Regions from separate parts of the Homo sapiens genome. Here regions 1 and 3 are each linked to region 2. A link is a loop called in an ENCODE intact Hi-C map of the cell type or tissue named here. Cell type or tissue: GM12878. All regions are shown on one strand. Links, peaks and the distances in the headings refer to the core of each region. The heading gives the core; the rest is flanking DNA. Region 1 overlaps RPP25 (ribonuclease P/MRP subunit p25). Region 2 has its middle 10 kb from the start of CSK. Region 3 overlaps ULK3 (unc-51 like kinase 3).

Region 1 (10,340 bases), core at 1,917-6,916, 180 kb before region 2:
TTGCAAATGGGGGCCCGTGTACCCCTGTACATCGCCACTAAGGGAAAGGGAGCGGCACATTGTTTTTCTGGGAGGGGAAGGAAGGAGTGGAAGGACAGCATCGATGAACTCTCCTGGAGGTCACTGCAAAGGGTGGCAGACCCTGCTGAGGTCCCTGAATCTGCAGCCTCCAGACAATAAACTGAACCTTACCCAGAAGGCTGGCACAAAGCCCCCAGCTCTGTGGGTAGGATCTCCCCTTCACTGCCCTCTCTCTGAGAAAGGACAGCACACCCTTGGGAAAGGGGGAGGAGAGAGACTGAGCACAAATCCACTGCTGGAAATTACTATTCAGCAGAGAAGCTGGGTCTTGGGCTGTGAATCACTGCAGGCCTCCTGATAAGCTGCTGCCTCCAGCCCTGCACAGCTGTCTGTTGAGAGATAACAGCCTCATAAGCTTCTCTGCCCAACTCCAAGCCAGCTGGGGGGTGGGGGTGCTGCTGTGTGCTGGAAGAGCTCTGGTGAGTTGGGGGTGGCATACAGCCCCAGGATCTCAGAAGCAGATCTCATCCCATGCAACTCAGCAGCACCCCTGGAAAGGGGGAGATGCGGAAGAATGTATTTATAAGTCATTTTGCTGGCAGAACCCTGAAATAAATCCTGCTGGTGACAAGAGATACGTTCTGTGGCTGACTGGAGGGGCTCTTAGGGAGGTTTCCCTCCCCTGCAGTATCTCTGCTTGAGCTTTGGAGTGAGCTTTGTCATCCAGACTTTGTCCCTCGTTGCTCTCCCCAAATTCCTGCTCTTGATGAGTCCCTGGAGAGGGCCAAGGGGTTTGGGTTTGCTTGTCTGACCCTCTCAGGGGTGGCCCAAGAAGCATGGAAAGAATGTAAACTGTCCTGACAAGATGGCCTAGCTTCTCCTGGACTTCAGCATCTAAAGGCAGTGATAAAACTTGGACAAGGTCCTGCATGGTAGAAGCTTAAGGGAGACTGGTCTTGGTTCTGAAAAGGGTCCAACTTTCCAAGACAACAAGTGACTGATAGCCGGGTTACCAGGACTATGAAAGCAGGGCCTGAGGCCGGGCATGGTGGTTCATGCCTGTAATCCTGTAATCCCAGCACTTTGGGGGGCCAAGGCGGGCAAATCACGAGGTCAGGAGCTTGAGACCAGCCTGGCCAACATGGTGAAACCCCGTCTCCACTAAAAATACAAAAATTAGTCAGGCATGGTGGCGGGCGCCTGTAATCCCAGCTACTCAGGAGGCTGAGGCAGGAGAATCGCTTGAACCTGGGAGGCGGAGGTTGCAGTGAGCCGAGATTGCATCACTGCACTCCAGCCTGGGCGACAGTGTGAGACTCCGTCTCGAAAAAAAAAAAAAGAAAGCAGGGTCTGCTAGTCTTGTCACGGAGATAAGGCTGCAATGGATTTTTTTTTATTATTTTTTTTGAAACGGAGTATCTCTCTGTCGCCCGGGCTGGAGTGCTGTGGTGCGATCTCGGCTCACTGCAACCTCTGCCTCCTGGGTTCAAGCGATTCTCCTGCCTCAGCCTCCTGAGTAGCTGGGATTACAGGCGTGTATCCCCACACTCGGCTAGTTTTTGTATTTTTAGTAGAGAAGGGGTCTCACCATGTTGGCCAGGCTGGTCTCAAACACCTGATCTCAGGTGATCCACCCGCCTCGGCCTCCCACAGTGCTGGGATTACAGGCATGAGCCACCACACCCGGCCTCTCTTTTTTATTTTTTTTATTTTAATTATTATTATTATTATTTTGAGAAGGAGTCTTGCTCTGTCACTAGGCTGGAGTGCAGTGGTGCAATCTCAGCTCACTGCAACCTCCACCTCCTGGGTTTAAGCGATTCTTCTGCCTCAGCCTCCCAAGTAGCTGGGATTACAGGCATGTGCCACCACGCCCAGCTAATTTTTGTATTTTTAGTAGAGACGGCATTTCACCATGTTGGCCAGGATGGTCTCAATCTCTTGACCTTGTGATCCACCTGCCTTGGCTTCCCAAAGTGCTGGGATTAGAGGTGTGAGCCACCACGATTTTATATATATATATATTTTTTCGCCCGGCTGTAGTGCAATGGCACAATCTCAGCTCACCGCAACCTCTGCCTCCCAGGTTCAAGTGATTCTCCTGCCTCAGCCTCCGGAGTAGCTGGGATTATAGGTGTGCACTACCACGCCCGGCTAATTTTTTTATTATTAGTAGAGATGGGGTTTCACCATGTTGGCCAGGCTGGTCTCAAACTCCTGACCTCAGGTGATCCACCCGCCTCAGCCTCCTGGAGTGCTGGGATTACAGGCATGAGTCACTGCTCCCGGACTCTTTTTATTTTTTTATTTTATTTTTTATTTTGAGACGGAGTCTCACTCTGTTGCCCAGGCTGGAGTGCAGTGGCACAGTCTTGGCTCACTGCCGCCTCCGCCTCCCAGGTTCAAGCAATCCTCCAGCCTTAGCCTCCTGAGTAGCTGGGATTACAGTCGTGGGCAACCATGAGCAGCTAATTTTTGTATTTTTATTAGAAACGGGGTTTCACCGTGTTAGCCAGGCTGGTCTTGAACTCCTGACCTCAACTGATCCACCCGCCTCGGCCTCCCAAAGTGCTGGGATTATAGGGGTGAGCCACTGCCCCCGGCCTGCAGTGGATTTCTCTTGATGGGTCAGAAAAGTTCCCTTCCAGCCCAGAAACCTATCCTGGGGGGTAGAGAAGAGAGGAACATGTTTATCCAGCATCAGAGCATTAACCTTCCCCCAAGCAGGTCATGAAACACTTTCTTTTCTGCACTCCCGCCCCACCCCGGCAAGTTTGGTTCCCAGGCTTTCAGTAGGTGTGCTGACTCACCAATGGAACCCAGCACGCATGAGCACTCCATCTCTGCCCTACTGATTTCTGGCCCCACTGACCTAGGAGCAGGCTCCAAAAGAAGGTGACAGATGTTCCTCTACCCGCTCCCCACCACCAAGGCTGAAGTGGGAACCTCAGAAGTCCTGGGATAAAGGGAGGGGTGGCTAGGGGAGCACCTCAGAGACAAGGCCCATTTCAGGAGCCGACTAGTGGCAGAGTGGGAGAGTCCCTCTTGTGAAACCCCATTTTTCCAATAGTGGTCTCTACCCAGGAGCTTCCTGGACCCAGCCTGGTGCTTGCCTTGGCCCCGCCTTGGGATACTTCCAGACTAGGAGCGGCAGTGAAGTCTCACACCTAGAAAACTTAGGTCACAAAAACAAAATCCATTTGGAAACATAAAAGTATATAATGCAAGGCCCAGAGCTCATGGTCGAATGAGTGATGGACTTCCACCTGAGCCTTCATTCATTCAACAAGTGTTCACTGTTGTACCGGGACCCAGTCTAGAAATGGGCTGGGGCTGGGTATAGAATCACAGCATAATCAGACACTGTACCTCAAAGAGGGCCGAGTCTTGGCCAGGTGTGGTGACTCACGCCTGTAATCCCAGCACTTTGGGAGGCAGAGACGGGGGGGGGGGGGTCACCTGAGGTCAGGAGCTTGAGACCAGCCTGACCAATATGATGAATACAAAATTAGCCGGGCATGGTGGCGGGCGCCTGTGATCCCACCTACTTGGGAGGCTGAGGCAGGAGAATCGCTTGAACCCAGGAGGTGGAGGTTGCAGTGAGCTGAGATGTGCCATCGCACTCCAGCCTGGGCCCATCTAGCACAGTGTGATGATAGAAGATGGGAGCTCTGAGAAGGGGAACTTACCTTGCCCAGAGGTGCTGATGGAGCTGGTTCTCCAAGGATCAGGAGTTAGCCAGCTGACCAAGACTGGACAGGGAGCTCCAGGCAGAGCATAGAGAGCGGGTGTGTATGATGCTGAGGCTGCCACAGGTGTCTGATGGATAGAGGAGATGGCAGAGGGTAACGTGTAGAGATGCAGGTGAACTAGAGTGCTAGGTGGGAGCCAGGTCACAGGGAAGTGAGGGAGCCGGTGGGAGCCAGGTCACAGGGAAGTGAGGGAGCCACTGGGAGCCAGGGAGTGCTCTGAGCCCAGATCTGACTGGTGTTTGAGAAGGATCCCTCTGACACCTGTGTAAGTGGGAGTGGATTGGAAGGGGGTCTGATTAGACCCTAGAGACAATGCAGGGATAAGAGATGAGACATCGGCAATGCGGAGGGAGATGGGAGCAGATGTGAGAGCTACCCAGGCTAGGTAGGATTTCACTGCTATTACAGCCAGGAAATGGGAGGGTTCTCCTTGAGCATTAACCCTGCCTGGCCAGGACTTGGTCTGCCTTTCTGGCACCCCAGGGGACGTGCTATGTCAGGACCAAACAATGGAGTGATTATTTTTTGTGGGAGGTGGGAGTACCCAGCTTCAAATTGGTAAATCTTTAAGAGCTGTTGTCCATTGCCATGAATCTGCCAGAGTGTATTCACTTCACTGTTAGGTGCATACCTGGGCCAGACACACACACTGCCTACCCCCACCACCCCTTGCCCTTCATCTCCCAAGCTGATTAGTTCAGTTTTGGTCATTGCTATGCCCACACTGACCACTAGGTGATGCTCTCGTCCCTCTATTTCACTGAGATGTTGAAACACTCGCAGGTCTCCAAGAGAATGGTAGTTAGAAAGGCAAAGGAAAGGAAGGAAGGGAAGGAGAATGAAAGAGGAGGAAAATGCAGCCACAGGAGGGTCTCCTCAAAGGCATCAAGTTTCTTCCTTTCAGAGCACAGATACTGGTTTATAAGTGTGTCCTCATTAGTCTTATCTTTTGGCTATTGGTCACCCTACTAACCCATGAGCCCGTGATTGACTGGATCCTGCCTGCCTTGCTCCTTGCCCAGCTCCTGGCACATGAGAAGCTCTTAGAGAGTTGTTGATTGAATGGACTTGCCGCTGGCCAGGCACAGTGGGTCATGCCTGTAATCTCAGCATTTTGGGAGGCCAAGGTAGGAGCGCTGATCACTTGAGCCCAGGAGTTCCGAGTCTAGCCCTGGCAACATAGTGAGATACCATCTCTACAAAAAAAAAAAAAAAAAAAAAAAAAAAAAATTAAATAGTTGGATGTGGTGGTGTGTGCCTGCAGTTCAGTTACTCAGGAGACTGAGGTGGGAGGATTGCTTGAGTCTGGGAGGTCCAGTCTGCAGTGAGCCATGATCACTCCACTCTTTCAAACCAACAAAAGACTTTCTGAGCCAGGTTTCTGAACTGTTCTGATGTCACATTACAATTCTTAACCATCCAACCAATGGCCAAAGCTGCCCCTATCTCTTCCACAGCTTCTCATCCCATCTGAGCCCTTGGGTACCCCTGCCTTTGGAGAAGCTAGGGTCACCATGGCAATTGGGTTTGTATATTCAGCTTGAGGATTCCAGTGTTGTTTCTGACACCTGAATATTATAGGTGCTATGAATTGAATTTCGTGCCCCCCCACCAAGACATGTTGAAGTCCTAATCCCTGATACCTTATTTGGAAACTCTGGCTTGGCATGGTGGCTCATGCCTGTAATCAATCCCAGCACTTTGGAAGGCCGAGGCAGGTGGATCACCTGAGGTCAGGAGTTTGAGACCAGCCTGGCCAACATTGTGAAACCCCATCTCTTCAAAAATACAAAAATTGGCCAGGCGTGGTAACTTATGCCTGTAATCCCAGCTATTCAAGAGGCTAAGGCAGGAGAATGACTTGAACCCAGGAGGTGGAAGTTGCAGTGAGCCACCAGATTGTGCTACTGCACTCCAGCCTGGGTGACAGTGAGACTCTGTCTCGAAAAAAAAAAAGGAAAAAAGGCTGGGCACGGTGGCTCACGCCTGTAATCCTAGCACTTTGGGAGGCCGAGGCGGGTGGATCACCTGAGGCTGGGAGTTCGAGACCCGCCTAACCAACATGGAGAAACCCTGTCTCTACTAAAAATACAAAATTAGCCGGGCATGGTGGTGCATGCCTGTAATTCCAGCTACTCGGGAAGCTGAGGCAGGAGAATCCCTTGAACCTGGGAGGTGGAGGTTGCAGTGAGCCAAGGTCAAGCCATTGCACTCCAGCCTGGGGAACAAGAGCGAAATTCTGTCTCAAAAAAAGAAAAAGAAAAGAGATTCAGCAGATTTAATAAAGATCTAAATTAAGAAATTAGGATGAGGTCATATTAAGTAAAATGGGCCCTTAATCCAATACAATTTAATTCAATGAGGAATCCTTATAAAATAGAGAAGAGACAGAGATTGATTACACAGAGGGAAGAATACCATGTGAATATGGAGGCAGAGGTTGGATTTATACACCTGCAAGCCAAGGAAGGTTGCAAATGACAGAAGCTAAGAGAAAGGCATGGAACAGATACTTCCCTAGAGTCTTCAGAGAGCATGGCCCTGCCCCACTTGATCTCAGACTTCTAATCTCCAGAACTGTTAGACAATAATTTTTTTTCTCTATGCTTTTTTCTTTTCTTTTTCTGCGATGGAGTTTCGCTTTTGTTGCCCAGGCTGGAGTAAAATGGCGCGATCTTGGTTCACTGCAACCTCCACTCCCAGGTTCAGGTGATTCTCCTGCCTCAGCCTCCTGAGTAGCTGGGATTACAGGCACCTGCCACCACGCCCAGCTAATTTTTGTATTTGTAGTAGAGATGGGGTTTCACCATGTTGGCCAGGCTGGTCTCGAACTCCTGACCTCAGGTGATCTGCCCACCTCGGCCTCCCAAAGTTCTGGGATTACAGGTGTGAGCCACCGCGCCCGGCCTCCTCTGGGTTTTAAGCCACCCAGCCTGTAGTACTTCATTATGGCAGCTAGGACTCTAATCCAACAAGTGTTCTCACAGCCTTCAGTGGGAATAGGGAAGAGGAATGTGGGTTGTTTGCCAAGGCCCCTGTTACCAGAATTTCCAGCCCTGCGTGGTGGGAAGGTCTCTACTTTGCAGCCTTGTGCCAACAAACGTTATGTCTGATGTTGTATGGAAGAGATCATAGGCTTTGGAGGAAGTCAGTATGATTGAGGCTTTGGGCAAGTTAATTCTTCTCTGAGCCTCAGTTTTCTTGTTTGCAAAATAAACCAGATTGCTGTGGAGAAAAGGGAGATAATACTACCGGAACTCTCAACCTTGGCTCATTGTCAGGATCGCTTTGGACAGTTATTAAAAATACAGATTACTATCACTTCTCCACCTTTTGGCTAAAATCAAGTGTAAAAATACGGATTACTGGCCGAGCTTGGTGGCTCATGCCTGTAATCCCAGCACTTTGGAAGGCCAAGGTGGGCGGATCACTTGAGGTCAGGAGTTCAACCTGGCCAACATGGTGAAAACCCATCATTACTAAAAATACAAAAATTAGCTGGGACTTGGTGGCGTGGGCCTGTAATCCCAGCTACTCAGGAGGCTGAGGTGGGAGGATTGCTTGAACCCAGGAGGTGGAGGGTGCAGTAGGCTGAGATCGCACCACTGCACTCCAGCCTGGGCAACAGAGTGAGACTCCATGTTAAAAAAAAAAAAACAAAACAAAACAGATTACGGATTTCAAAAATTAACTGGGCATAGTGGTATGCACCTGTAGTCTCAGCTACTGGGAAGGCTGAGACAGGAGGACTCCTTGAGCCCAGGGGTTAAAGGCTGCAGTGAGCCATGTTCACACTACTGCACTCCAGTCTAGGTGACAGAACAAGACCGTGTCAAAAAAAAAAAAAAAGCCAGCACAATGGCTCACGCCTGTAATCCCAATACTTTGGGAGGCCGAGGTAGGCAGATCACCTGAAGCTAGGAGTTTGAGAGCAGCCTGGCTAACATGATGAAACCCTATCTCTACTAAAAATACAAAAAAAAAAATTAGCTGGGCATGGTGGCCAGTGTCTGTAGTCCCAACTACTTGGGAGGCTGAGACAGGAGAATCACTTGAACCCGGGAGGCAGAGGTTGCAGTGAGCCAAGATCGCCCACTGCACTCCAGCCTGGGCACAAAACTAGACTCCCTCTCAAAAAAACAAAAACAAGCCAGGTGTGGTAGCTCACGCCTAAAATCTCAGAACTTTGGGGAGGCCAAGGTGGGCGAATCACTTGAGGTCAGGAGTGAGAGACCAGCCTGGCCAACACGGCGAAATTCTGACTCTACTAAAAATACAAAAATTAGCCGGGTGTGCTGGCAGCCGCCTGTAGTCCCAGCTACTTGGGAGGTTGAGGCAGGAGAATCGTTTGAACCAGGGAGGCGGAGGTTGCAGTGAGCAGAGATCATGCCACCCCAGTCCAGCCTGGGCAACAGAGGGAAACTCCATCTCAAAAGCAAAACAAAAACAAAAAACCAAAAAAGAAAACGAAACAAACAAACAAAAAACAGATTACCTGGGCTAAACTCTAAACCAACAGGATCAGATTCTCCCAGGAGGGACCTGGGAATACACATTGTAATAAGATCTTCAGCTGATTTTGATGGTTCATCAAGATTGTTTATTCTCTGAGATGTTATGTAGCCACATTTACAGTGGTAAGAGAGACACAAAATTAAATCCCCTTCTTTTGCTTTTCACCTTCAGTAATGGTTTGAACATGTTTCTGGAGAGAAACACTGTTAAATAACTGCCACAGCCTGGGTTGGTGTCGCAACCTGTAGTCCCAGCTACTGGGGAGGCTGAGGCAGGAGGATCACTTGAGTCCAGGAGTTCAACACCAGCCTGGGCAAAATAGCCAGACCCAGTCTCTTAAAAAATAAAAAGCAGGCAGGGCGCGGTGGCTCACGCCTGTAATCCCAGCACTTTGGGAGGCCGAGGCAGGCGGATCACGAGGTCAGGAGATCGAGACCATCCTGGCTAACACGGTGAAACCCTGTCTCTACTAAAAATACAAAAAAATTAGCCAGGCATGGTGGCAGGCGCCTGTAGTCCCAGCTACTTGGGAGGCTGAGGCAGGAGAATGGCGTGAACCCAGGAGGCGGAGCTTGCAGTGAGCTGAGATCATGCCACTGCACTCCAGCTTGGGCGACAGAGTGAGACTCCATCTCAAGAAAAAAAAAGGCATTAGGATATAGGATACAGACGTGTTCACACAGACGAAAGACCATGTGAAAACAGGGAAAAAAGATGTCTATTTATAAGCCACTCACAAGAAACAACTGGGCTGGATGTGGTCCATAATCCCAGCACTTTGGGAGACTGAGGTGGGAGGATTGCTTGAGCCCAGAAGTCCAAGGTCGGCCTGGCAACATAGCAAGACCCTGTCCAAAAAATTGTCCAGGTGTAGTAGTGTTCACCTGTAGTCCCAGCTACTTAGGAGGCTGAGGCAGGAGGATCACTTAAGCCCAGGAGTTCGAAGCTGCAGTGACCTATGGTCATGTCACTACTCTCCAGCCTGGGCAACAGAGTGAGACCCTGTCTCTAAAAAAAACAAGACAAAGAAACAAAAAATCAAACTAATCTCGAAATTTAATTGTCATTGTGTTGGTGTTGGGAGGTGGAACCCTTAAGAGGTTTTTAGGTCATGAGGGCTCTACCCTCATGAATGGACCAGTGCCATTATTGCAAGAATGAGTTCTTGGCCAGACGCGGTGGCTCATGCCTGTAATCCCAGCACTTTGGGAGGCCAAGGTGGGCGGATCACCTGAGGTCAGGAGTTTGAGACGAGCCTGGCCAACATAGAGAAACACCGTGTCTGCTACAAATACAAAATTAGCTGGTCATGGTGGCAGATGCCTGTAATCCCAGCTACTTGGGAGGCTGAGGCAGGAGAATTACTTGAACCCAGGAGGTGGGGGTTGTGGTGAACCGAGGTCGAGTCATTGCACTCCAGCCTGTGGGGGGAAAAAAAGAATGATTTGTTCATCAAGGGAGTGGGTTCACCCCCTCTTGCATTCTCTGCCCTTCCACCATGTGATGCCTTCTGCCATGGGATGATGCAGCAAGAAGGCCCTCACAAGATGCCAGCACTTTGATATTGGACTTCTCAGCCTCCAGAAATATAAGCCAATACATTTCTGGTCATTATAAATTACCTGTACAAAAATTAGCTGGGTGAGGTGGCACATGCCTGTGGTCCTAGCTACTCAGGAGGCTGAGATGGGAGGATTGCTTGAGCGCAGGAGGTCAAGGCTGCAGTGAGCCAAGATCTCACCACTGCACTCCAGCCTGGGTGAGCCTGTCTCAATAAATAAATAAATAAATAAATTACCGAGTCTCAGGTATTCTGTTATAGCAACACAAAACAGACTAAAACATCCCCATCTCACAACTTGCCCTGCCCCGCTACAATTTTACAACAAGAAAATGCTCTTTTAGAGAGCAACAGTAAGCATTTATTGAGCTGTTACTGTATACCAGCCAGGACATAGTGTTTTATGTGCATTTTCTGAGGTAATCGTCCCAACAATCTATTAACCTATTAGGTAGGTTCCATTATTATCCCATTTTTTATTTGTTTTGTTT
Region 2 (10,340 bases), core at 2,481-7,480:
CAATAACCCCTCTCGCCCTCCTGAGAAGGCCTGAGCTCCCATCCTTCCAAAGCTGTCCTTTGGAGGAAACATGTCTGCCTGAATCTAGGCACTGAAAACCTCCCTCCTAAGGCTGGAAAGTTTATTATGAGGATGAGGCATTGGCCCAGGAGACCCAGGTTCTAGGGACAGACACTGCTTCTTTTTTTTTTTTTTTTGAGATGGAGTCTCGCTTTGTCGCCCAGTCTGGAGTGCATGGTGTGATCTCGGCTCACTGCAACCTCTGCCTCCCAGGTCCAAGCAATTCTCCTGCCTCAGCCTCCCGAGTAGCTGGGATTACAGGCGCCACCACCACACCCGGCTAATTTTTGTATTTTTAGTAGAGATGGGGTTTTACCATATTGGCCAGGCTGGTCTTGAACTCCTGAACTTGTGATCCGCCCGCCTTGGCCTCCCAAAGTATTGGGATTACAGGTGTGAGCCACCGCGTCCGGCCGACACTGCTTCTTACTTTGGGCCAGTCCTTCTCCTCTAGGCCTGTTTCCCTACCTAGCAACTGAAGGGTTTGGATTTGGTGATCCATAGGTCTGAATCCCTGTGTACAAGTGGAGGACCTTGGGAGTAAGGTGGGGAGGGGCTGCTGACTGCCTCTAATTTCTGTCCCCCTGGGACCAGAGAACTATCATTTACTGAACACCTACTATGTGCCAGGTACTTTATTATTATCATTGATAATAGCAGCTAATATTTATTGAGCACTTACTATGCACAACCGCTTTTCATGTCAGACCAAGGTCAGCTCTCTCCACTGCACCAGTTTGCTCCAAGAGGATTTCCTGAGAAGTTAGTTTTTGTTTCCCGTCGCGATGATGGTAGAAGTCTTGATTTGTTGGCTTGGTGGCTTGAGTGGTGTGGTGGTGACCCAACTGAGAGGCCACTGGGAACTGGAGGACCCCACCCTCGGGGCCTGAGGCAGCCAGCACTCAGGGGTTAACTGGCAGACCCCTGATCGCAAAGGTTTTGGGTCCTGGGCTTCCTGGTTTGATATCTCCCTAGAGAGGGCAGATCCAGAGCCAAGTCTATGACAAGAGTTCGCCAAGGTGCCTGGGATCCCTGCAGGCTGTCCCAGCGCCTCCCCCACGCACACGATTCCCTCCTCCTGGGTCCCTATCTTCTTGGAATGTTCTGTCTTGTGGGGGCAGAGGTGTTCAACAAGGCGAGGCAAGTTCCCAGAGGATTGTGCAAGTGCAGTGTGAGTGCGGAGCAGAGACCTCTCCTCACCTGAGCACTCAGACCCTGCAGGAGGAGAGGTGGTGCCTGGGGGCCTGGCAGAGGGGGCAACAGGAGCAGAGGCCCTGGAACTGGAAGGGATTGAGCTTTGGGCAAAAGGAAAACAGGCCAGGATGGGATGGGGTCAGAGCCTTGGAAGCAGAGGCGCAAATGGCCAGAGCCTGTAGGATCCCCTGTGGAATAGGGGAGTCTTTGGACTTCATCCTTAGGGCATCGGGGCCCCGCCCCCATGCTATTTGAGGGTTCACCACAGCCTCAGCTGATCAGATTTGCATGTTAAAAATATTACTTCTGCTTCTGGTTGGAGAATTGACTGGCTGTCCTCGGGAAGCTTTGATGACCTCTTCCCACATCCCAAGGCTGGAAGCCTCCCCTCTGCTATTGTCCCTCACTGGCCCACTTCTTAGTATTATAGCACTGACTACCCACTTCGTATTTGTGTCCTGATCGGCTGCTGGAGGCTGAATCCTGGTACTCAAACGTTTGTTGAATGAATAAGTGATATGAATTTCAATTAATAATAATAATAATAGGCAATGCTAATGTAGGTGTTGCATGTGCTAGCATCATTCTAAGCATTTTACGTGTCTTTTTGTTTGTTTGTTTTTGAGACAGAGTCTTGCTCTGTTGCCCAGGCTGTAGTGCAGTGGTGCGATCTCATCTCCTGCAACCTCCACTGCCACCCCCCTCCCCCCACCCTGGGTTCAAGTGATTCTCCCACCTCAGCCTCCCAGCAAGTAGCTGGGACCACAGGCACATGCGTGCCATCACACCCAGCTAATTTTTGTATTTTTAGTAGAGACAGGGTTTCGCCATCTTGGCCAGGCTGGTCTGGAGCTCCTGAGCTCAAGTGATCCACCTGCCTTGGCCTCCCAAAGTGCTGGGATTACAGGTGTGAGCCACCGCACCCTGCTGTTTACTTTTTTTTTGAGAAAGGGTCTCCCTATGTGCCTAGGATGGTTTTGGAGCTTCTAGGCTCAAGCAATCCTTCTGCCTCAGCCTCTCAGAGTAGCTGGGACTACAGGGGCCTGCCTGGCTATTCTACATGTCTTAAGTTTCATTTGATCCTCCCAATCTCTTTACAATGTAGATATTATTATTACTTCTATTTGCAGATAAGAAAACTAAAGAGGGATTTAAGGAGGACACAGTCACCAGATCCCAGCTGGGGGAAAAGGGACCCGGGATGCCACCACATCATTCTTGCTCAATTTATTACAAAGTCTTCCAGGTTGGAGTCCTGGCTGCACCCCATCCCAGCCTTGTGACCTTAAGCAAAAGTCACTGAACCTTTCTGAGCCTCAGTTTCCTCATCTCTAAAGTGGGACTGAGAGGACCCATGTCACAGGGGACTTATGCTAAACCGAGATGATGTAAAGTTGCTTGCTTAGCAGGGTTCTTTGACACAAGGCAGACTTTCACACCACGGCAGTTAGATGAATATTTTTTCTCTCACTCCTGAAACAGGCTTTGTAGTTCTGGCTCTCCCCTGCTGGGTTCAGTCGGGCTTTCCAAGGGTAGGGCCAGGCCTTTTGTCTGTTCCTAGGCCTACAGTTTCGCAATGGCTGATGAATTGAAAACCCTCATTCATCCATTCACTAAATATTGAGGGCGTGTTTACTACCTTCCAGGCACTGGAGCAGCTGGAATTGGGCAGAGCCAGAGCTACCTGGTTCCCACCTGGAGTCCTGGGCTCACAGCAGGCTGACATATCTCCCTCAATGCTGTCAGGGGTCACTTTTGTGCTGAACCCAATAGTCCCCAGGCTCTGCCTTGCTGACTGGAAGCCGCAGTTGGCACTGTTCTGGCTTTCCTCCTGGGAACTCTTTGGGCGAAAGCAGGAAAAGAGGCCCTGGGGTTCTCTGCAGTGCAAAGGTTAGAGACCTGGCCCAAGGTGGGGCAGGTGAGAAGGAGCAGGAGGTCTGCTCTGCGAGGGCTGGGAAGAGAGAGCAACTGGGCACTGGTGAGCCTCAGGCCCAGCTTTTGCAAAACCCATGCAAATGCCCCCGCCCAGGTGTTACACCTGTGAAGAAACCTGTGTGCCAACATTGTCCCTGTCAGAGATCAGAGGAGCTTTTGAAAGACCTCCTTGCCTGATTGGGGGTGGGGTGGAACTGGGCTGGGGGCTGGGGCCAGGGATAGATACTCCCTGAGCCGGAGGAGACTTTGGAAGCCCCAGTGAGTCAGGGATGAGGCCTGGAGGGCCCTTTGTCAGGGGACTCCAGAGGACCTGGAGGGAAATGCCCCTTCCTTTTGGCCCGTAAGACCCCCAGAATTTCCTTCTAGAGAGTGTGTGTTTGGGTGAGGTGAGCTCCGTGAGGACAGGGACTGGCTCCCTTTCTTCTGTCTCTCCATGGGAAGGCACAGAGCCTGTAGCCATAAATGTGTGCTGAATGAATACGTGAGTGACCAGATTTTCCCCCGGGGGTCTCAGGGCTCCCGTTCCAAGGAGAAGCTCCTTGCCTGCATCCCTATTGCCCGCGCCCCAGTCTATCTTCTTGAATCCCTAACTGGAAGCTTTGGGTCTCCAGGAGTGCTCTCCTGACATTGAGGTAGCCCCGGGAGGTCCCAGTCACCTCTCCCTCCAGCCAGGGTCAGTTCCTTCTTTTCTTTTTTTTCTTTTATTTTGAGACAGAGTCTCACTTTGTCGCCCAGGCTGGAGTGTAGTAGAGCGATCTTGGCTCCCTGCAAGCTCCATCTCCCAGGTTCAAGTGATTCTCCTGCCTTAGCCTCCTGAGTAGCTGGGACTACAGGCGTGTGCCACTATGCCTGGCTAATTTTTGTATTTTCAGTAGAGATGGGGTTTCACCATGTTGGCCGGGCTGGTCTTGAGAAATCCTGACCTCAAGTGATCCACCTGCCTCGCCCTCCCAAAGTGCTGGGATTACGGTGTGAGCCACCGAACCCAGGGCCGATCCTTTTTTTTTTTTTCTGAGACAGGGTCTTGCTCTGTCACCCAGGCTGGAGTACAGTGGTGCGATATCAGCTCACTGCAACCTCTGCCTCCTGGGCTCAAGCAATCCTCCTACCTCATCCTCCCGAGTAGCTGGGACTACAGGTGCATGCCACCACGCCCAGCTAATTTTTGTATTTTTAGTAGAGACGGGGTTTCACCATGTTGGCCGGGATCGTCTCGATCTCTTGACCTCATGATCTGTCTGTGTTGGCCTCCCAAAGTGTTGGGATTACAGGAGTGAGCCACCGCGCCCAGCCTGGGGCCAGTTCTTATCCCCTAAAGATTCCCACCCTCACCCCGCAGCCAGGTTGCCTCCTGCAGCCTGCAGCCCTCAGCGACTCCAAGTCCTCTGCAGCTGGTGGTGTAGCCAGCTCTCAATGCCTGTCTCCACCAAGTGACCAGCCAGCAGTGTGTTTGGCAGCTCACTGAGGAGGCCCACCAGGTGGGCTGCTGGGAGCCAGCCCCTTGCGTGGGGCCTGGCGCGGGTGCTGACACCCACCTCCACCCCCCGCTTTGCTGAATGAGTGAGGATAGATGTTGGGGAGACAGGACCAAAGCTTGGGATGAGTCAGGCCGGCTAGGGCCAGGATGTGTGACTGGGGCCCAGGGAGATGATGTTTGCTGGCAGTGCCCTGTTCCAGCCGCACTGGAGCCCTTACTTTCCCTGGGTGACTGCCCTATTCCCAGCTTGGTTCTCTGTCTTTGTGAGCGGGGCATTTATTTTCTGCTAATGTTAGCTGGAGGTCAGTCTCTGTTGTTTGTGACTTAGAAGCCTGACTGGTGCCCCCTGACCCCACCCCCATCATGGCGGGTGGGAAGATGAGGTCAGGTCTTGCGTTTGAAGTGCCAGATTCACAGCAATTAGACAAAGGCCATTGTCTTCCCTTGCACTCTGGGTGATTACTCGCCTCCTGCCTCTTTCAGAATCTAGAATTCAGGCCTGGCTTGGTGGCTCACGCCTGTAATCCCAGCACTTTGGGAGGCCGAGGTGGGCGGATCACTTGAGCTCAGGAGTTTAAGACCAGCCTGGCCAACGTGGTGAAACCCTGTCTCTACTAAAAATACAAAAAATTAGCCAGGCGTGATAGTGCACGCCTGTAGTCCCAGCTACTCAGAGACTGAGGCAGGAAAATCGCTTGAACCCAGGAGGTGGAGGTTGCAGTGAGCGGAGATTATGCCACTGCACTCCAGCCTGGGCGACAGAGCGAGACTCCATCTCAAAAAAAAAGAGAAAATCTAGAATCCAGTCTGGTCTCTGGTGGCGCTGGGCTGTTGGTCTACTCGGGTCTGAGGGGGAACAGCGCCTCCTGGTGGCCACAACACAGAGCTCAAGGGGAAGGAATGAGAGAGCGACAGAGAGGCAGGCAAGGTCACACTGCCCTGTCGGGCAGGCTCAGAGGCACGCCTGGAGAGCAGGCGCATGTCTGCTCTGGGAAAGATGAGCCGTTTGGCTCCTGGGAGGACCATGTCCCAGGCTTACCTAGGGCTGGAGCCAGAGCTGACTGTTCCCGATTGCGAGCATCACAGGGCAGGTCCTGGGTGGATGAGGGCAGGGAGCTGGAAGGGGCCCCATTTGGCTGTGGAATAACTTTTCTAGAGGAGGTGCTGGGGGGTGGGTGAGCCAGATCAGCATATGGCTGCTGGGACCCCACAGGGCCCCCTACCGTGGGCTGCTCCCTGATTTGAAGGCCACCACCACGCTGGCCCCTGGGGATCCTGGATTGGCCTCAGTGTTGCTGACATCCTCAGATTTTCCTGAGTAATAAGAGCAAAGTGAGGACAGGTAGGAAGGCACACTTTGTTGAACACCTACTGTGTGCTGGGTGTTTGCACATTTGCTCTCATTTGATCATCTTCCTTCAAGGAAAACAGTAGCATCTAGATCTTAACTGTAGGGCAAGGGAGACCCACAGAGGGTGATTTACAGAACCACCCCAGAGCCTGAACTCTTTTTCCTGCCCCATGAGGAGGTCACCAGATGGCAGCTGCAGAGACCCCAGGCCCCAGGTCCTAGGTTTGCTCGGCAGTGAAGGGCTGCAAGTTGGGGGAGATGTTTGCCTTCTGCCTGCCAGCCCTCCATGTAGACCTTCAGAAGCTTCTGGTGCAGGGACCATCTCCTGCTGGACATGGTTGGGGTAGGAGGGTCTGGTTGCAACAGTCCTGGACCTTGAGGTGGGAGGCAGAGATAGGGCACAGGTGGAGGCAGGGCCAGGAAGGAGGAGCATGACATAGCAGGCTGGGGTCAAACTCCTGACTTCACAGTCTGCCCTGAGCCTTCTCCGCAGCTTTTGGCTTGGTCCAGGCCCTTTGAGGGGAATGCCAAGTTGGAGTGTCATGTGTTGCCCCAGTCACTTCTGCATGGGCTCCAAGAGCCACCAGCAAGCTTGAGGCCAGATCCAACTCCGCAAATGACTAGAGGTGTCATCCTGGGCAAGTGACCTCCTGCGCCTCTGTCCCCATCTGCCCAGTGGGCATTAGCACATCGCTATCACAGCGAGCTTTAAGGACTAAGTGGGACAAAGTGCCAGGAGGGACCTGGCATGGAGCAGGTGCTCGGGGAACTTCGGCTGATTCTCAAGTGAAAGCAGAAGCAAGGGGGCAGCTGGACTGCAGCCATCTCCAAGATCCTGGAATTTAATCCCTTTGAATATAAGATCCCTGAGAAGAGGCAGGTGGAGGTGTAGGTCCGTGAAGAACTGGCCGCTCTCATCCCTGTGCCTTTGGCACACCTGCAACCCTCGTTTTCTCACCTGTTGCTCCAGCTAAGTGAGCAATGTGAGAGTCCCAGGAGGTTACAAATGGATCTGCACCATCAGTGTTCCCAGTGCCCCAGCACAGAAAATATAATGAATCAGCCTTGAGGGTAGTGAGCTCTCTGTTCTTAAAAGTATGAGAACAGAAGTTGAACTCCTGGCAGGGAGTTAGATGAGGAATTGGTGTTTTTTTTGTTTTGTTTTGTTTTTTTGAGATGGAGTCTTGCTCTGTCACCCTGCCTGGAGTGTAGTGGCGTGATCTTGGCTCACTGCAACCTCTGCCTCCTGGGTTCAAGCGATTCTCCTGCCTCAGCCTACTGAGTAGCTGGGATTAAAGGTGCCTGCCACCATACCTGGCTATTTTTTTTTTTTTTTTTTGTAGTTTTAGTAGAGACGGGGTTTTACCCTGTTGGCCAGGCTGGCCTCGAACTCCTGACCTCATGTGATCAGCTCGCCTCAGCCTCCCAAAGTGCTGGGATTATAGGTGTGAGCCAGCACGCCTGGCCTGCACGAGGAATTTCTACTCCAGGTGGGTCTATGAGGACCAGGCTGGGGAATGAGAGGAAGTGGGGGGCTGTCCTCTGGCCACTCTTAGTGGCTTCTCTAGAATTTCTGCATAGGACTGACTTGAGACTTGTCTTGAAGTTGTATTTGCAAAACAAAGTCGCTTATTCCTTAGGTTGCCTTTTTATTTGGGGTGGGGTCCCCAAGACAGTGGGTAAAGGCTAGCAGCTATGAGAAACATGTGTTTCTCTAACTGCCCACGAGGGGGCAGCCTACACTGCATTTTCGGCTCCAGTTCTTGGCTGGGGAGAGTGACGCGGGCAGATCCTGACATGAGGACAGGGCTGGGGGCTGATGGATTGGGAAGAATTGGGCATCAGATGGGTGTGGGGCGGGGGCTATTCTTCTCCCCATAGATCACAAGCCCGACTTTTTTGGGGTTAGGAGGAACAGGCAAGGTGGGAAGCTTTCCTTTCAACAGTGAATCCTGCCACTGGAAAAATTTAGTAGAATTTGAAGACCACGGTTGTAGCAAGCGTCCAGGAAGCGTTTCAGCTCGACATTTCGGGACAGATTCCTGCCTCTCCGGGGCAAGGAGCACGTGACAGCATGGCTGCTGGGAGGAAGGGAGCCCCGCACATTGTGCACATGTACCCTAAAACTTAAAGTATAAATAAATAAATAAATAAATAAATAAATAAATAAATAAAAGAAAAGCCCCCAGAGGGCGGCCCTGAGCTCACATAGGACAGTTAAGCAGGGGACTTGAGGCACGGTGGTGAGCTGGAGCTCCTCTGTCATCCCCTGGGTGGGAGGAACCTGGTGCTGGCTTGTGTGTAGTGCGTATCTACCCACTTCAGCCTCCCAAAGTGCTGGGATTACAGGCTCATTGCAGAGCTCCTGGCCTTTTCCCCGGGCAGCCACTCGCAGCAGGCCCAGTGACATCCTGGGTGGATGAGGGCAGGGAACCGAGAGCGGCTGGAGGGGAAGGAGATGGGATAGGACCATTTCTGGAAAGAATGGGTGGATTGGTCACTCAGAGAACAGCAGAACCCAGCCCTTCCAGGAACCATCCCCAGAAGCCCCTTCTGGCTCTGGATGGGCTTTTCTAGATGGGGTGCTACAGGGGTGAGCCCGATGTATATGTGGCTGCCAGGACTCCCCACAGTCCCCTGAGTCTGAGCCCCTGTGCATCCGCAGCTTATGCATGTAGCATTATCAGCGCAGGATGCTCACACTGGTTTAGCACAGTGCGCCTGTAGGCACCGGGAAGTTCTGACTCTCCCTTGGAGTGGGGCCTGGAGCCCCTCTCTGGGTGAGGGGATGGCCTCACCTCTCTCTGGGTGAGAAGGCAGCCCCTTCTCAAACTCATCGGGTGCATCCCTGGGGACACAGGGCAGAAAGACCCATGACCCCCTTTGGGCTCCAAGTTGGGGGTGCAGGGCAGAGGCCAGAGAGCTCAGCCAGAGCCTAGCAGACCCCAGGCGGGCAAGGAGGAAATTATACCGAGTCCCACCCACTGCCTGTTTGCCCAGCTGCAGGGGAGCCTGGCAGGAGCCAGGATAGGATTCTGCAGCCCTGGGGCAGCAGGGACTAGGAGGGGACTGGCCTGGCAGAATGAAGGCTGGGTTTTCAGCCTTGCCCGTACACCACCTTCCTGGAAAGAAGACCTTCTTCCCAGGAAAAGAAAAGCCCCCGGAGGGTGGCCCTTTCCTTCCCGTCCTGGTCTTTACAATCTTGCAAAAGGTCCCCAAATGCATACCTGAAATACCTCTGAGTTCATAGAGCCAAAAAGATCTAGGTTTCAGTTCTGGCTCTTCTGCTTTCCTGAAGAAGCCATCTTCCCTCTCTGAACCTCTGTCTCTCCATCTCTAAATTTGGGTTATTTCACAGGTGAGGCTATGCCTTTCCTAAGAGGGGTGATAATTTGCCTTCAAGCACACAGTAACCCCTTTCCTGCCTCAGGACCTTTGCACAGGTTGGTCCCTCTGCCTAGAACTCTTTTTCCTCTTTTTTTTTTTTTTGATTTTTTATTTTTTGAAGCAAAGTATCGCTCTATCTCCCAGGCTGGAGTGCAGTGGTCCGATCTCGATCTTGGCTCACTATAACCTCCGCCTCCCGGGTTCAAGCGATTCTCCTGTCTCAGCTTCCCGAGTAGCTGGGACTACAGGCATCCGCCACCACTCCCGGATAATTTTTGTATTTTTAGTAGAGACAGAGTTTCACCATATTGGCCAGGCTGGTCTCGAACTCCTGACCTTGTGATCCGCCCGCCTCAGCCTCCCAAAGTGCTGGGATTACAGGCGTGACCCACCGCGCCCACCCTCCTCTTTTCTTTTCTTTTCTTTTTTCAGATGGAGTCTCGCTCCTTCGCCTGGGCTGGAGTGCAATGGCACAATCTTGGCTCACTGCAGCCTCCGCCTCCTGGGTTCAAACAATTCTCCTGCCTCAGCCTCCCGAGTAGCTGAGATTACAGGCATTCACCACTATGTCTGGCTAATTTTGTGCTTTTAGTAGAGACGGGGTTTCTCCATGTTGAGGCTGGTCTCGAACTCCTGACCTCAGGTGATCCACCCGCCTCAGCCTCCCAAAGTGCTGGGATTACAGGCGTGAGCCACCGCGCCCGGCATACCTGGCTATTTTTTTTTTTTTTGAGATGGAGTCTCGCTCTGTTGCCCAGGCTGGAGCGCAGTGGCATGATCTGGGCTTACTGCAACCTCTGCCTCCCAATGCCCAGCTAATTTTTGTAGTTTTAATAGAGACAGAGTTTCACCATGTTGGCCAGGCTGGTCTTGAACTCTTGACCTCAGATGATCCTCCTGCCTCAGCCCCCCAAAGTGCTGAGATTACAGGTGTGA
Region 3 (10,340 bases), core at 663-5,662, 64 kb before region 2:
TGCAAAGGGAGAACTTGGAGGTGGGTTCTGGCAAGGGTAGCTGGTGAGACAGCCCCTCCTCAGGCCCTTTCCCTGCTACAGGTGGGGCAGTACGTGTCCCGGGCTGAGGAGCTCAAGGCCATCGTCTCCTCTTCCAATCAGGCCCTGCTGAGGCAGGGGACCTCTGCCCGAGACCTGCTCAGAGGTAGACTCCGGTTTCTGGCTGACCCCAGGGCCCCCAGCAAACCTCCCCACAGCCTGAGGGGGAGGCGGGTGGGGAGAGGCATCCTGCAGCGAACAGGCAGGTTGCTTCCCTCACCCTGAGCCTTTCCCCTCATCTCAGAGATGGCCCGGGACAAGCCACGCCTCCTAGCTGCCCTGGAAGTGGCTTCAGCTGCCATGGCCAAGGTTTGTGCCAGTGGGAGGGGTCCAGGTGGGTCGGGGCAGGGCAGGGAGATACCCAGGCCATGACCCTAAGCAGCCTGGTGTCCTTGTGGCTGCAGGAGGAGGCCGCCGGCGGGGAGCAGGATGCCCTGGACCTGTACCAGCACAGCCTGGGGGAGCTACTGCTGTTGCTGGCAGGTGAGGGCCCCCATTTATGCCCCCCACAGGGCCTCTGGCCACCCTGTCCTCACCACACACCCTCTCTTTACAGCGGAGCCCCCGGGCCGGAGGCGGGAGCTGCTTCACACTGAGGTGCCCACTGAGCTTGAGAGGGTTGGGGGGCTTCCTCTTCCCCTTTCTCTGCTCTTACCTGTGGGGACCTCTTTGGGTTCCCTCTGGAATGTCCCACTGTCAGGGTGTTCCAAGTCTGGAAGTCAAACCATAGGGCTGGGGTGCTCAGACAGGGCAGTGGGGGATCTGGGAACCCAGCAGCAAAAAGTCTGGGAAGGCTTCCTGGAGGAAGGAGCAGATAAGGGACTCAGGAGGCAAGTTGTTCTGATGGGGCAGAGGGTTCTGGAGAGCATCAGGGGTGAGGAGGAGTTCCCTTTGAAACCCCACCCCCCGCCACTCTCCCCCACACCCAAGGGCATATCTTTCCTTGGCAGGTTCAGAACCTCATGGCCCGAGCTGAATACTTGAAGGAGCAGGTCAAGGTGGGCACATGGGGGCCACGCTGGGGCTAGGGTCTGTGGGTTCTGTTGCTCTCTGCTTGTGGCTGTCGTCCCCCCCTGCTGGTGTATGTCTGCTCTCTCGCCTCCTCTGCAGGCCTCCCTGTCCCTGTATCTGCCCTTCACTCTCTCTCTTGCTCGGCACTGCGCTGTGGCTCGTGTCCCCGTCCTTCACTCTCTCACTTGCTCGGCACTGCGCTGTGGCTCGTGTCCCCGTCCTTCACTCTCTCACTTGCTCGGCACTGCGCTGTGGCTCGTGTGTCTGCCTCTCATCCCTTGTGCTGCCTTCACATCCCACAGATGAGGGAATCTCGCTGGGAAGCTGACACCCTGGACAAAGAGGGACTGTCGGAATCTGTTCGTAGCTGTGAGTCCTGCCCTGGGGTCGATCCTCCATCCAAGGAGGGGTGAGGGCTGGGGGCCCTGGGTTCTGCCTCCCTTACCAAAGACCTGAGACTGACCCTCCCCCATTGTCCCCCTCACCCCCGTAGCTTGCACCCTTCAGTGACCCTAGAAGAATGATTGGACAGATGTGAGCCATCTGGAGCAGAGGGGCACTAACCCAGGCTGACGCCAAGAATGAAGTGGCCCACTGCAGCCCTGGCGAGCAGGCTTCTTGGATGGACAGTGCTGAGACCCCCATATCCCAGAGTCCCCAGCCTCCCTCAGGTTACTCTGCACCCCACAGATGGTTTGATGGCTGTGCTGTATACTGGAGGGGAGGGCAGGACTCTGGGAGAACAGCACTTCTTTCATGAGACCTTTGTTACTCGGTGGTTACTGGGTCCTGTGCCTGTCCGTTTTGGGGCATGCAGCCCTCTATCATTTTTGGCTCCGAGAAGAGGGCAAGGGGCCCCCGCAGGGTACTTCTGTGCTTGCCCTCGCCCTGCCAGCAGGCAGCTGTGCCCCTGGCCTGCCCTTCCCGGGACCCCTTATTCCAACTCAGCTCCTCTTTGCACTGGAATGGGGCACTCCAACACCCCTCAGGGACCACCCTCCCCACAGTATGCACTCAGCCCCACAGAACCCACCAGTCTTTCTGGGAACTCACACCTGCCCGCCATCTTGGTACTTTAGGTTAATCCCTCAAGCATGAAAGCTGGATCTTTTGGGGTTTAAGAAGCCCAAGCCTTGTTCCTGCCCTGGCCTAGGGAGCACTCAGGAGGGTTCCTTGGTCCTCATCTCTCCCACCTCCGTTCCCTCTGGGCCCCACACTAGCCACAGCGCGGGCCTTGTGCTGGAGTTTGAGCCTGGGACAGGGAGAGGGAGGCTTGGAGACAGTCTGACCCAGTGCCCTCTAGGCCACCCACTTCTAGGCCTGCCCTGCCGCCGTGGAGCCCTGGGCAAGCTCTTTCCCCTTTCTGGGCCTGGGTCTCCCCATCTCTTCAATGGGGCTGATACCTTCACAGCCCACAGCATGGGCACTTATGAGGACAAAGTGAATTTAACCTGGAAAAGAATGTATTTGAGAGTTTCTTTTAAATAATCAGCGGGTGTTGGTGATTTGTAGCCCTTCTGCCCTTAAATGCTTCCTTGGGCAAGAGCTGTCTGTCCTCCCTGCAGGAGGCTGAGTGTAAAGAGTATCATTCATTGTTTCTCTATTAAATTATTTTCTCTATTTGCGCGTCTCTTCTTGCCTTAAGAACGACAGGAGAGGTGGCCGCTGCCCACAGGCTGGGGCAAGAAGGACTGCAGCAAAAGCTGCGGAAGCTGAGGTAGGGCCGGAGAGGTCGCGAGATGGAGGGGAATGCTGAGAATGATAGCCACATCTGCCCTCAGCCCCCAGAGATCCAGGAGAAGGGCTGACCAGGGTCATTGCTGCCCACACCCAGGCGACCGGTGGGGAGAGGAGCACAGGCCTGGGAGCTGGGAAGGCTCAGCTCCAGGAGTGCAATCTTCCACCATGCTCTGCCCTCCACACCGCACACTGTCTCACCCCAGACAGGATCTCTTGGCTTCCTTCCCTCCCTTACCCTGGGCCACTGAGGGAGCAGTGAGCTGGACTGGAGGAAAGGGCATGTTTTGAGGTATCATGCTCACACCCAGCCCCCAGGGTCTCCATTTCCAGCAGGCTCTGTACCCTGGCCTTCCCCCAACCCCACGTACACCCCAGGTGTCAATCTGATCAGCACTTGTTGGGAGTAGGAGGGGAGCACATCCCCTGGCAGCCAGCAGGGGAGCAGTTCCTTAGACTTACCCATGCCCCCGGGTTGCTCAGTCATCCCAGGGTTTCCCATACCTGGATGGGAACAGACCCTGGGAACTATTCTCCCTGAAGCCCCTGGCCTGGCCATCGGGGGGCAGTGTGGAGCAGTGTCCCAGAGGGCAGGAGGAACTGCTAGAATTCTGGCTCTGCTACTTGGCCTTGAAGTTTAGGATCCATCGATGAGCCTATTTCTTCATAGAATGAGGTTGAGGATAAGGGCCCCATGTGTAATGAGATGTTGCACATGGGCATGGCATACAGTAAGAATACAATAAAATGTGACTTTCAGATCTAAGGAGAGAAAGGTACTTCAGATTATCTCTGGAAATGGGCCAGACAAAAAAGCCTCAATATATAAAGTGAGGGAACAGGAGGGGAATGAATGGACCTGGTTGAGTGGATGAATTGAGAAGATGGGAGGGGCTGGGTGCGGTGGCTCACACCTGTAATCCCAGCACTTTGGGAGGCCAAGGCGGGTGGATCACGAGGTCAGGAGATGGAGACCAGCCTGGCCAACATGGTGAGACCCCATCTCTACTGAAAATATAAAAATTAGCCGGGCGTGGTGGTGGGCGCGTGTAGTCCCAGCTACTCGGAAGGCTGAGGCAGGAGAATCACTTGAACCTGGGAGGCGGAGGTTGCAGTGAGCCAAGATCGGGCCACTGCATTCCAGCCTGGTGACAGCGAGACTCTGTCTTAAAAAAAAAAAAAAAAAGAAGATGGGAGGAAGAGTGGAAATGAAAGACGAGATGGAAGACTAGAGAGAATTGAAGGGCAATAGAGAAAGGGTTGGCCCATCGACTCCAGTTGCTTATTTGTGATCACTATATTGGCTGGCTGAGAACAGAGGCCTGAAGTTCTTAGGCAGGTAGGTGTGGAGAGCAGTGGGCCCCCACAGGGAGGATTCAGTACTCGAAAGGCCTGGGGACTGAGGCTGCTGGAGGAGCCCCTGGGAAGGGGCCCTTCTTGAATAAAACATCTAGATGGTCTCTAGGTTGGTCCTGTGTCCAAGCCGCCTGCCAAGCAGGGAGGCAGCGCAGTCCGGAGGCTGGGGCGAGGGGGGCAGGGCTTGCTTCTAACGGCAGAGGCCTGTAGGAAATGCGCAGATCCACTTTCTAAAGGTCATGTTTTCCTTCAGAGGAGGCAGAGTTGTTTTTGCCTCTCACTTTCAACACTCTGTAGGTGCCCAAAGCAGGATGGCTACCTCCTAGCAACGTTCAGGGGACTGCCCTGTCCTCCTACCTCCATCCCAGTCACCCAAGCACAGAGCCAGCCCTGGGCCAAGCTGGGGGAAGCACCCAAGCCTTCTCCCACGGGGCCAGCCCTGGAAGATGCAGATGGGCCTCAGAAGCAGATAGAGGGACCCAGGTGTCCAGCTGGCCCTTCTTTACCCTCTTTACCTGGGATGTGGGAAAGGACATAGGACCTTTGTTCCTGCGGAAGGTCATCTAGAAGGGCTTTTGTCCCCAGAGGCCGGGTTGCTGTCCCAGCCCTCCCTGAAAGGGCAATGGCCCAACACCGAGGCTGGGGCCCAAGGGAAGGAGCACACCAATGACAGCTTCCCCAGAGGAACTCATACTACACCTACACACAGCAGATCCCACAGACACAAGACAGCCGTGTGCAGGCTCACAAACCCCCGCAGGCCCCACACACACGCTCATGAGCACACATGCAGGCGCAGCTCCTGCTGAATGAGGCTGAGGCTGCCTCAGTGCTGCTGCTGCTCCCCTGATCTCAAACCTCAAATGGCCTCTGGGGACAGCTCTGCCTGGCAGGCATTGGGTTGGAGGCATGGCAGTGGACCCTGTAACTACACCCCCAGCCCCACCTCAGGTCTGTGGGATAGAGGACAGAAGCTCCAGCCTCACGGCTGAGTGTCAGCTGGGTCAACAGGCAATGTCAGCAGCTCGGCTCAGCTAACAAGCATGTCCCAGGTGTCCTTAGCGCCTGCCTGGGGCCTCCGGTGTCTGAGGAGGAACCATCTGGCTGTTGAGGGAAGAGGAGATCCTCCATGCTGCAAACCCTGGTCACCCTCCCCAGTTCCTTCCTGGGGACCAGCTGGCCTTGGGAAAGTCACTTGTTCTCTTGGCACCCTCTTCCTGCTGGCAACTGGGCCTGAGCTGTCCGGGTGGGTAGAAGGTAGGAGCAGGGGACTGCAGGCTCCTTGGGCAGGGTTTCCCTGAAATCTGCATTGTGGAACCAGAGCCCCTGAGGGTGAAAGGTGGTGGGACAGGCAACCATCTCTGCCTCTTCCCTCCTGCTGAAGGGGTTTGGGGAAGTTGGAGGGGCTCTCTTAACTACCTTTTAACATTTCCTGTATGCTCAGACTGCCTGCAAGGGTATGAAGGAGAAAGGAAAGGGGAAAAGGAGGGAGGGAGGGAAGGAAGGAGCAGGCCTGAAACATCAGAGTCCTAACTACGGGGTACTAACGGGGTTCTAGGCAGAGGGTGAAATGGGAAGTTTTGGTGGCAAATGACTCTGTGGCCCTCACATCACACCAGGTGGGTGGACCAGTCACAGGACAAATATGTAAATATCCTAGTTAGACATTGGATTGTCTAAATAAGAGAGGGTGGGAACAGCTTGGGAAGAGAGTAGTAGTTGATGTATTCAGGGCTCGAGGGCTTGGGAGTTGGGGGGCAGGTGCAGAAGAGCTCCAGTTGGGCCAAGTCAGCCCCCAGCTGCGGGCAGATACAGGACAGGCACTGAGCCAGCAGAGCAGCAGGGCATGAGGGCACACAGGTGAGAGGGGTGCAGACTGACAGAGACCCAGATTGCAGGGCTGATGGGGAGGGGGAAGGAAGAAGGGAGGCCAGGCATGCCCAACAGAGCCAGGGACCCCTCAGCCTACCCTCATTGTCCATCTCTATCTGAGCCCCACAGCCTCCTCCACCCCATTCCAGGGATAGTGCAAACTGGTCAGGGCTTCTTGGAGTTCCGCTCCCAGGGTGAAGGGGAAACTAATGTGGGGGCTCACCCCTCTCCCGACCTTTAATCCAGGTTCCAACCAGCCTTGCTTTGACAGGGTTCAGCGAGTGCAAGTTCCCCAGCCCCCACTGCCCACCACCCCTGCCTCTCCTTCTCGGCCCTGCGAAGCACTGAGGGGGAAGGGGTCTGTCGAATCCCATTAGGCAGAAGGCCCCGGAGGGCGGAGTGCTGACGTGGGCCTTGCTGCTGATGCTGCGGAGGCAGCCCATGACCCCCCTACCCGGCTTGGGGCTCTGGCTTGGGTCTCCTCCAGCTCTGAGAAGGTCAGGAGGAGGCCCTGGCCTGGGGGCAGCCCAGGAGCAGCTCAGAGGCCCAGGCCCATTCCCTGGGGACACTCAGGAGAGTGAGACCAAGAGTGACAGCTTCAGCAGCAGACTCCAGGGCTGGGCCTGTGTCTCTCCCTGCCCTGTCTCCTCTCTTCCAGCCCCGCATGATCTCCTGTACAGGTTGTATATGCCTTGTTTTTATTTTACAAAGGAGACCTCATGGAAACTTTGCCCTTGAAACCCAATCCTCAGACAGCCGCTCCTGCCTGTGAACCTTGGCTGGCTTCCCTACAGGCCGGGCCCTGGACCTCGGGGTGGGGCACCTAGGGTTGGCCCCATAGCACCTTCCTCCTGCCCAGGCCCCTGGGGCGACCTGCTTGGGGAGCTTCCTGGCTGGTTTCTTAAACCTCCCCTGACCCCTGCCCCTCAGCCCCTGCCACAGGTGAGCGGGATGAGATCTGGGCTCTTCATTTTTTTAAAAGAATGAGTTACATTTATTGATATGGTTTGTCATATGCTTTATAAATGGTCACCCTTTGAAACATGTATTATTACTATTTGGGGGAGAGGGGGACTGTTCATTTTACAGGGGACAAGCAAGACAGGCTCAAGGAGGGAAAGGACAGGCTCAAAGTCATCACAGTGTGGGGCTGGAATGCAGTTGCCCTTCCTTCTTTCTTTTTGCACATCTTCCGTCTCTAGGGTGAGGAGGGGTGTAGGCACAGGCACCCAAGACAGCTGCGGTCCAGCCCCGGCCCCACCTGTGGTCTCAGTGACGCCCCAGAGGCCCCATCTTCCCCACATAATGAGGCTGCTCCATCCTCCTCAAAGCCCAGACCTATTTCATAAGCCCCAGACCCCACCTTCACCCAGGGCCCCAAGAGAACAGAGCTGGAGACACTTCTACTCCTAGCACTGGATGCCTTCTCCCCTCCTGTGAAGCTGTAGGTGGGGGGTGGAGGACACCCCTTTAAGGCAGGCTCGGGGGGCTATGAACTCCAAGACTCCTGGAAGCCAGTAAGAAGTGGGAAGGTAGGCACACCATTTGGGATTTTTATTTTTCACTGAGCTAAGAGAGGAGATTCCAGCTATGGAATCCAGAGAGCGTTCTACAGGAACAGAACAGAAATTGGCTGGGCCCTGGGCCCAGAGGAGGCCTGGAGCCGCTTACTGTTCAGTGCCAGCTTCATCCTTGGCACTCTGCCTCTCACACAGCATCGCTCCGGCTCCCAGAGCCCACAGTGGCAGCCGCTGGAGGCTGTGGCAGCAGCTGCTGCCCTGCCCAAGGAGGGATGTGGGCTTGGCTCTGACAGTTCAAGCCAGAAAGAGCCTTAGAAGTCATTCAGGACATTCCCATTTTACAGATGATGAAATAAGGCTCAGAGAGAGCAGGGGCTTTCAAGAACAATAAAGGTGGAGACTGGAACTCAGGCCTCCTGTCTGCTGAGGGTGTCTGCCCATGCTCTCTCTCAGAGTTTCTGAGTGGTGGTGTCTGGAGGGGCTGGACACGCAAGGGAGCTGGCCTCGTGTGTGTCTGTCTGTGCCGGGATGTATCTGTGGCTTCTGTCTCTGAACGTGCCAGGGGTTTTGTGTCCTGTGTGTGTCTCTCTGTGGGTGCTCCTGTGTGCAGGAACTTGGGGCCATGGCCAGAGAGGGATGGGCCTATTCCTACAATCTTGGGAGGCCTCCACAGGCTGAGCTGGTGGGGAGGGTCCTGAAGGGTAGAGTGAAGATGGGGACTTTACTCCCAGCGGAGAGGAAGAAACCAGAAGATAGGCTTGGGGCATGGATGGGAAAGGTCTTGGAACTAGGATGGGGCAAGGGAAACAAAGCCCCAAATGGAGTATGGGTCCCTGGAAGTTGACACACTCTTAGCCCTCATGGGGGCCCAGCCCAGTGGGTAACCCCGGGGAAGTGGTCACATGACGTGACACTTCTCAGCTGATTGCTTGAGATCCCCCAGTGTGGCCTGGGCCTTGTCCTTGAGTGAGCCCAGGTTCAAGCCAGGAAGGCTGGCCAGCTGCCCAAGGACTGAGGCCTTCTCCTCCTCCTCCTCTGTGTCCTCCTCGATCATCTTGGCCAGCTCCCGGGGCAGCTCCACGTCTCCACCTGCCATCTGGATCTGGCTCTCATCTGTCTCGTTCTGAAGGGAAGAGGGGAAGAGGGGGTGGGGTGGAGTGGAAGTCTGTGAGGACCCAGAGTTGAGAGGACAGGGAGGAGGCTTGGACTGGGTTCCAGGCCCCTAGATTCTATTTTTTCTTTTTTTTTTTTTTTGTAGAGACGAGGTCTCCCTATGTTGCCCACGCTGGTCTCAAACTCCTGGGCTCAAGTGATATGCCCACCTTGGCCTCCCAAAGTGCCGGGGGAATACAGGAATGAGCCACTGTGCCCGGCCCCTTAGATTCTTGAGCCCCATGTTCCAGTGAGCTCAGCTCCCACCCCCACATCCCAGGATCAAGCGTTTGATGCCTGGACATGGAGACCTTTTTATATTACCTTATTTCACTCTGAGATGCTGAAGGACCAGCACAGTGAGTAAAGACAAAATGAAAATACCTATGAGTCACACTGTTACAGTCAGCTAAGTCATGTTTTGACTCTTGTTATGCTTAAGGGTGTAACCAAAAATAGTGATGGGTACCATTTATCAAACATCTATTATATCTATTACATGGCAGACGTTGAGCTGGGTGCTTTTAATTCTCACAATAACCCTGTGAGGTAGGTAGGTATTGTTATTTCCACTTCACAAATAAGGAAATTGAGGCTTACAGGATTTAAGTAACTTACTTTAAATTTAAGTTACTTAACTAACTTAAGTAACTTAAGTAACTTAAATTATCCAAGATCACACAGGCAGGATGTTGGGGAGCTAGATTCAAACCTATGTCACTGATTCCAACATCTGTGTTTTTTTGCATGGCACCTACGATGACCATTGCCCTTCACTATTCTTCTGGGGGGCGCCTTATGTCCTACTCAGTTGCATCCAAGTCTTGGCTCTTCTGCTCAACTCTGACTTTGCTGATGGCAGGTGTCTCTTATATGCCTAGCGCAAGCATCTGAGGAATGATTTTATTCCTAGAAGAGTTTGCAGTGAGGCAGGCTTTCTGGACCGGTTTTTCCCCGTGACAGATTTCCAAAAGATTGGTGCCCTGTGGGGAGTCAGAAGCAGCTGGGGACTCAGTAAATATTTGTTGAATGAGTGAATGTGATGTTCATATATTTGGTCATTCAATTCAAGTGGAAGATCAAAATCAGGAGCGCTATAGCCCTGTGCTGTTTTCCCCTGAGTCCAGCACAGTTCTGGATGCACTAGGGTGATATTCTGGGAGAGATTTGTGCTTCATTCCCCTCCTTAGACAACAGGAGCAGCACACTTACACGCCCATCTGGTGGTGCACTGCCCAGGGGAGCGTGGGGGCAGGGATCTCCTGAGATATACTCTCTGGCTGCTTGGCCGGCCAAGGGGGTACTTGGCTCTCTACGGGCAGACTCCATACTCTGGAAAGCAGCCTGGGGCCCTGGAGCAAAGGCAGGCTCATATTCACCGGCTTGAGGGCTGGTCCCAGCTCCATGGCTCACTGGCTGTATGATCTTAGCCAAGTCCCTCCATTTCTCTTAGCCTCAGTTTCATCTTTTGTCGCTGTGGGTGATAGCTGCCTGGCAGCATTATTGGGGGTTAGATGAGGACATGAAGGTCAAGTACTTGGCACACACAGGGCTTCTCTCCCCCACCTTAAGTAAGTTCTGCCCTTCAGTAGGTTCAGAAACCCCCAGAACACT

What was found. Peaks named below come from ENCODE experiments on the same cell type or tissue, not always from the same donor. Only the 100,000 strongest peaks of a DNase experiment are listed, where the experiment ranks them.
Region 1: a loop joins it to region 2, with 8 times the contacts of the local background. A loop is called at or near these places in 101 of 110 quality-filtered maps.
Region 3: a loop joins it to region 2, with 11 times the contacts of the local background. A loop is called at or near these places in 69 of 110 quality-filtered maps.

What each region holds. Positions count from the first base shown.
Region 1 is chr15:74,944,732-74,955,071 of GRCh38, reverse strand. RPP25 (ribonuclease P/MRP subunit p25) reads left to right here. Exons shown (of 1, transcript NM_017793.3): 1 at 1-654. Among named protein-coding and RNA genes, the nearest start is that of RPP25, 6.9 kb to the left of the region's middle. RefSeq lists enhancers at 1-484, 4,336-4,385. In GM12878, for the core only: a CTCF peak has its summit at 4,513 (motif pointing right); a DNase peak (open chromatin) is centred at 4,531.
Region 2 is chr15:74,766,437-74,776,776 of GRCh38, reverse strand. No RefSeq gene overlaps it. Among named protein-coding and RNA genes, the nearest start is that of CSK, 10 kb to the left of the region's middle. RefSeq lists enhancers at 1,239-1,308, 1,329-1,438, 2,538-3,115, 4,072-4,785, 4,786-5,501 and 1 more. In GM12878, for the core only: a CTCF peak has its summit at 5,540 (motif pointing left); no DNase peak of the experiment used is centred there; H3K27ac peaks cover 330 bases.
Region 3 is chr15:74,828,487-74,838,826 of GRCh38, reverse strand. ULK3 (unc-51 like kinase 3) reads left to right here. Exons shown (of 16, transcript NM_001099436.4): 10 at 82-184; 11 at 323-387; 12 at 483-561; 13 at 635-675; 14 at 1,029-1,076; 15 at 1,392-1,458; 16 at 1,583-2,709. The coding sequence ends at 1,599. CPLX3 (complexin 3) reads right to left here. Exons shown (of 3, transcript NM_001030005.3): 3 at 7,025-8,697. The coding sequence ends at 8,473. LOC105370897 (a long non-coding RNA gene) reads right to left here. Exons shown (of 2, transcript XR_932478.1): 1 at 9,939-10,340; 2 at 9,126-9,709. Among named protein-coding and RNA genes, the nearest start is that of CPLX3, 7.0 kb to the right of the region's middle. RefSeq lists a silencer at 1,785-2,361 and an enhancer at 2,961-3,030. In GM12878, for the core only: CTCF peaks have their summits at 1,163 (motif pointing left) and 3,385 (motif pointing right); no DNase peak of the experiment used is centred there.